Linked DNA regions of Homo sapiens: region 1 is linked to region 2. Evidence: read pairs that join two places in POLR2A ChIA-PET (ENCODE). Cell type or tissue: Panc1. All regions are shown on one strand. Links, peaks and the distances in the headings refer to the core of each region. The heading gives the core; the rest is flanking DNA.

The links. ChIA-PET counts read pairs that join two places held together with the same protein. Peaks named below come from ENCODE experiments on the same cell type or tissue, not always from the same donor. Only the 100,000 strongest peaks of a DNase experiment are listed, where the experiment ranks them.
Region 1: POLR2A ChIA-PET joins it to region 2 with 7 read pairs; 12 of 35 experiments call an interaction of 5 or more read pairs at or near these places.

Annotation. Positions count from the first base shown.
Region 1 is chr15:41,667,564-41,670,487 of GRCh38, reverse strand. MGA (MAX dimerization protein MGA) reads right to left here. Exons shown (of 24, transcript NM_001400225.1): 2 at 530-1,660. The coding sequence starts at 1,593. Among named protein-coding and RNA genes, the nearest start is that of MGA, 8.6 kb to the right of the region's middle. In Panc1, for the core only: no CTCF peak of the experiment used is centred there; no DNase peak of the experiment used is centred there; H3K27ac peaks cover 2,500 bases.
Region 2 is chr15:41,763,363-41,766,286 of GRCh38, reverse strand. It overlaps MGA (MAX dimerization protein MGA), which reads right to left. Exons shown (of 24, transcript NM_001400225.1): 23 at 1,225-1,401; 24 at 1-283. Among named protein-coding and RNA genes, the nearest start is that of MAPKBP1, 9.7 kb to the left of the region's middle. In Panc1, for the core only: no CTCF peak of the experiment used is centred there; no DNase peak of the experiment used is centred there.

The DNA of each region.
Region 1 (2,924 bases), core at 261-2,760, 96 kb after region 2:
ACCTGGCATAACTGAAGCTTTGTACCCTTTGACCAACATCTTTCAGTCTCTCTCTACCCCCTGGCATCCACCATTCTACTTTCTACTTTTATGAATATTTTGCAGTATTTGTCTTTTTTTGTTTTGCCTATTTCACTTAGCATAGTATTCTCTAGGCTCATCTATGTTGTCATAATTGGTATGATTTTCTTTTTTTTATTGAGATGGAGTCTCAAATGTAGTCAGGTGTTGGTATTCTTGGGTGGTCCTGGAACCAATCCCCCAAGGATATCAAGGAACATTCTAAATACATATGAATAATTCTGATAAGTTATCCAATTTGCCTACAATTCTAGATCCTGAACCCAACTGATTCTCATTACAGAAAAATGATGTCACTTCACAGAATGTAAAAGCAGTTGTAGTATATTTTATAGTGGCTTACATTTATCAACATCTGTAGCATTCCACAGAACCAAGATGTTAAATCCAACACCTGGCCCATCTCAATCTTCCTTTTATTTCTAAGAACAGAAAAACTACTACTTACCATTCAGAAATCTCTTGCTTCAATTGAGGAACTTCACTAAGTGCTGAATCAGTATCCATGAAACCAAGAAAGTCTCGTTTTATATTAAGGGAAGTCTTCTCCAAACCCTTGCCTGATGTTTCATGACCCCTTGACAAAGGATCCAAATCACCTGGTTGTATCTCTGACCCCTGACCTTCTGTAAGACGGACCCGATGACCAGAAGAACTGGAAATATTATTCCCTTCTTGGTCAGAGCTGTTCTTTTGTTTTCCATCTCTCTGGGGCTTATTATTCAGCCCATCATCCCGAAAGCCTTTGGCAAATGGATTGTAATCTATTTTCAGCTGAGTAATCTGAATGTTCTGATAAGCTGTTACTGCAAAGAATTCAGTCTGTGGGAAGGTAAAAGTGTGGACACCAGGGCCATTTAATTGTATCACCTCCACAGCCTTTTCTGCAGGCACCAAATGAAGCCTCGGCAGGTAACGATGCATAGAGTGCAAGATGATATGCCCTTCTTGGTCCAGTGTATTGTTGGTAAGTTTGAGTTTATAGAAAGATACTGGTTGATGCATCCAATAATGACCTGTGGAAGGAGATTCTGGATGAATGAAAACCCTCCCCAAAACATGAGGTTCAGCCTTCCCACTAGGTTCCCACCAACGACCATTCCACTTATAACGATGGTTATCCACAGGAGATATATCCATGACAAGAATATACTTCAAATTTGAATCTAAACCTGTTATCCAATAACGACAGTAAGGAAACATGCGTCTTCCTTGCTTGGTCAGAATCATCTCTGTGCTTCGATGATAGAACTCATTCCACATACTATTGTTATCGAGGGTAACAGTGATTCCACCCACAGTACAATCAGCTGGAAGGCAAATCTTCCCTTTAGATTTTACTGGTGATGACACACTACTAGCCAAAGCACAGGCATCCTGATTAGTAACCAAAATTCCTTGATCAGTTTTGCCATTTCCTGGCTGCTTTAAGATGACAAAGAAGGTAGGTGCTGCTCCTGCCACTGTTCCACCATCTTGATTAGCCAATATAATCTGCTGTTTCTCCTCCATGATTTCAGTAGGAAACTCAGTAGTAAGACAACTGTAATCACCACATAGTCACAATGGCCTTCCCATCCTAAGAAACAAGCAAAAAAAAACCAAAAACAAAAAACACCCTTTAATCAAGTGAGTATTTATTTCTTGAACAAAAATACAAGAACGATTATGTTATCCCCAAAATATTCCTAAATTCTTCTAAGACTTTGCTTCTAAGCTTTTCTTTCAATCACAGTAAGAATATTTACTCTGGAATATCTAATCATTTTTTAAAGTTCATTTTAATCTAATTAGTTAAGGTGCTTATATCCTAATCCTCTAACAATTCACTATAAATACTATAATCTCACACAAAGAAACAAAAGAGTATATTCATTATTAAAAAAGTATACAAAATTAAAAAGTTAAATTTGAAGGTTATGCATTTTTAAAGCATCCTAACACTTTATGAATTTACCAGAAGATTCCTTTATATAGCAAGTTCCCCAGTGATGAGTAAATTAAATAAGTAAAGTTCCATTTTCATCCCAAAGAGCTAATTGTACAGAATTAGTTCTTCATATGGTTCAGAAGACATGGTTCCATAAATAAGTAAAAAGCTATCTAACTTCTTAGTACACACGTTTAAAGAAGCCATGACAAATCACTGGAACTCAATGGACCTTACACTGAAATAAATTCCAGATGACTCTAATATTTAATTTTTTTATTCCTAAATCCTGAGAAAAGTTTTTTGATAAGACACAAAATCTAAAACCAGTAAGGCCAAAAAAAAAAAAAGTGATAAATTTAATACTATATGATGCCAGGTGTGGTGGCTCACACCTGCAATCCCAGCACTTTGAGAGGCTGAGGCCAGTGGATCATTTAAAGCCAGGAATTCGAGACTAGCCTGGCCAACATGGCGAAACCCCATCTCTATTAAAAATTAAAAAATTAGCCTGGTGTGGTGGTGCACGCCTGTAGTCCCAGCTACTCAGGAGGCTGAGGCATGAGAATCACTTGATCCTAGGAGGCAGAAGGTGCACTGAGCCAAGATCACGCCACTGCACTCCAGCCTGGGTGACAGGGAAAGACTCCGTCTCAAAGAAATAAAAATAAAATAAAATTTAATATTCTGTAAATTTTTTAATCTGGCAAAATCATTTAAGCAAAATCAAAAAGCAAACTAACCAGGAAAAGGTATTTGCAACTTATAAAGAACTCCTTTCCCTAATATAAAAAGGGGGCTGGACATGGTGACTCACACCTATAATCCCAGCACTTTGGGAGGCCAAGGCAGGAGGATTGCTTGAAGTCAGGAGTCCCAGACCAGCCTGTCCAACGTAGTGAAAGTCCGTCTC
Region 2 (2,924 bases), core at 179-2,678:
TTGGAAACGTCAACTATTTGTGGATAACCAGAATCTTTGTTTGCCAGAAAAACCTGCGTTGGACCCAACGTCACTCTGCCATCTCTGTTTCCTCTGGAAGAGATTCTACCCTTATCCTCTAAGGAATTATCTTCATTCCTGACGGTGTCTTTCAGATGGTCAGATGGCTTGCTATCAGGAACTTCATGAGGATATTTGCTGCCACCCATATCTACCAAACCTCCCTCTGTGGCCAATGATGTCACATTAACAATTCGTGGCATCATAAATAAGTCGTCATTTTCTGAAAAACAAAAATTAAAAAAAGAAAAATTCATTTAGATCTAGTGTTAACACCTCTCTTTCTCTCTGTCATATCATATAACCATCTTAGGGATTTGTAGTCTAAATTCAGCACTCTACTTTTATCAAAAAGATGAAAGAAATATCAGTTCTTCAAATTATTGACCTAACCCAACAAGAAAAATCTCAACTAAAATCCAACCAAAAGGCTCTTTCCACCATTTTTTAAAGTTCCATTTAATTATTTTATAGAAATGCTCCCCAAGTTAATTCTTCTCCTAAGGCAGAAATGCATCTTGATTCTGTTCACCTAATTAACTGCTACTTAGCGCAGAAAATGAAGCCCTAAAGGCAGCATGGGAACCAGGAAAGATGAGTCCTCCAGAGTGAGTTTGGCAACAGGTAGAGACAAGGAATTTTGGCTGGCAATGGCAATAAAGTAACCAGGATCCTAATATTACTAAAGAGACCCTTTCATCTTAATAGAAATTTAGTTGCCTGGAACCTAATCACCCAAGTGAGGCTTCTCTTTCAACTTTACCCTTTGCCCCAAAACAGAGTAGTGCTCAAAGTGAATGGGGCTAATAATGCAGGACTGTTATCATCTCTGAGTACCACAAAAAGTGACAAATATTTATCAACACCAAGACCTAAGACCATGATCATTTAACATCTTCCTTTCCCTCTGATATCTTTTTTATTCTTCCTCTTAGAAATTACTAGTGTTCACAAAATGGTTCCCAATACCAGGTGTAAAACACACCAAACAGTACCACAGCTCAAGCCAAATGTGTTCTAAAAATAGGGCCACCTCTTACCAAGGCAAATGCCAACAGAATAGCTCTTTATCATTACAGAACACATCCAAAGCCTTCCTTGGTCACCGTGAGATGTTAGGGATAACTTTATCACTTCCCATAGAGGACAACACTTACAACATACCTGGTAGAGCCACAGCACTACCGGCAACTTGAGGCTTAAGATCAGATTCTAAGAGATCAGGAGAAACAGCTACCACTGGTCCTGAGAATAGGGGACCTTTTAGGGTGAGCAATTGCCCTTGCGGAGTCATCACAAGGTTGGCAGAGGTGTGTGGAGTGTTCAAGGGTGAGGTATTTTCTGTAAGAAAGATCAGAAATTAGTTATAGATAAAAGGCATTCAGCTGGGTGTGGTGGCTCATGCCTGTAATCCCAGCACTTTGGGAGGCTGAGGCAGGCAGATCACTTGAGCCCAGGAGTTCAAGACCAGCCTGGGAAACATGGTGAGACCCCATCTCCATCTCTACAAGAAAAATTTTTTTAAATTAGGCGGGTGTGGTGGTGTGCACCTGTGGTCCCAGCTACTAGGAAGGCTGAGGTGGGAGAATTGCTTAAGCCCAGGAGGTCAAGGCTGCAAGCGAGACACTGCACTCCAGCCTGAGCTACAGAGTGAGGCCCTTCTCAAAACAAAACAGCCAAGTGCGGTGGCTGACGCCTGTAATCCCAGCACTTTGGGAAGCCGAGGCAGGTGGATCACGAGGTCAGGAGATCAAGACCATCCTGGCTAACACGGTGAAACCCCATCTCTACTAAAAATACAAAAAATTAGCCAGGCGTGGTGGCGGGCGCCTGTAGTCCCAGCTACACGGCAGGCTGAGGCAGAAGAATGGCGTGAACCTGGGAGGCGGAGCTGGCAGTGAGCCTAGATTGCGCCACCGCACTCTACCCTGGGCAACAGAGCGAGACTCCGTCTCAAAAAAAAAAAAAAAAAAATACCCACACCAGATTTTTTTTGGCTCATACACTGGGCTATCCAAACATTTAAAGAGTAAAAAAGAATATACCATTTTTTTTTTTAATTTTTTTTGAGATGGAGTCTCACTCTGTCACACAGGCTAGAGCACAGTGGTGTGATTTCAGCTCACTGCAGCCTCCGCCACCCGGGTTCAAGTGATTCTCCTGCCTCAGCCTCCCAAGTAGCTGGGACTACAGGTGTGCACCACCACATCCGGCTAATTTTGGTATTTTTAGTAGAGACAGGGTTTCACCATGTTGCCCAAGGCTGGTCTCAAATTCCTGAGTGCAAGCAATCCTCCTGCCTCTGCCTCCCTAAGGGGTGGGATTACAGGCATGAGCCACTGCGCCCAGCCAGATATACCATTCTCTAAGAATATAAGTAACACATAAAATCAATATAACTTTACTTCCAAAATCAAGATGGTAATAAGAAGTTAAGACTAATTTACTTTGGGGTTTTTGTTTTGTTTTGTTTTGTTTTGTTTCAGACAGAGTTTCGTGCTTGTTGCCCAGGCTGGAATGCAATGGTGTGATCTCAGCTCACCACAACTTCCACCTTCCGGGTTAAAGTGATTCTCCTGCCTCAGCCTCCTAAATAGCTGAGATTACAGGCATGAGCCACCACACCTGGCTAATTTTGTATTTTTAGTAGAGACAGGGTTTCTCCATGTTAGTCAGGCTAGTCTCAAACTCCCAACCTCAGGTGATCTGCCCGCCTCAGCCTCCCAAAGTTCTGGGATTACAGGCGTGAGCCACCGCATCCGGCCTACTGTTTCTTAATAGTAATGTATTAATAAGTAAGTGATCTGATGAAAAATAGAGCCTGATGGCCAGGCGCAGTGGCTCACGCCTGTAATCCCAGCACT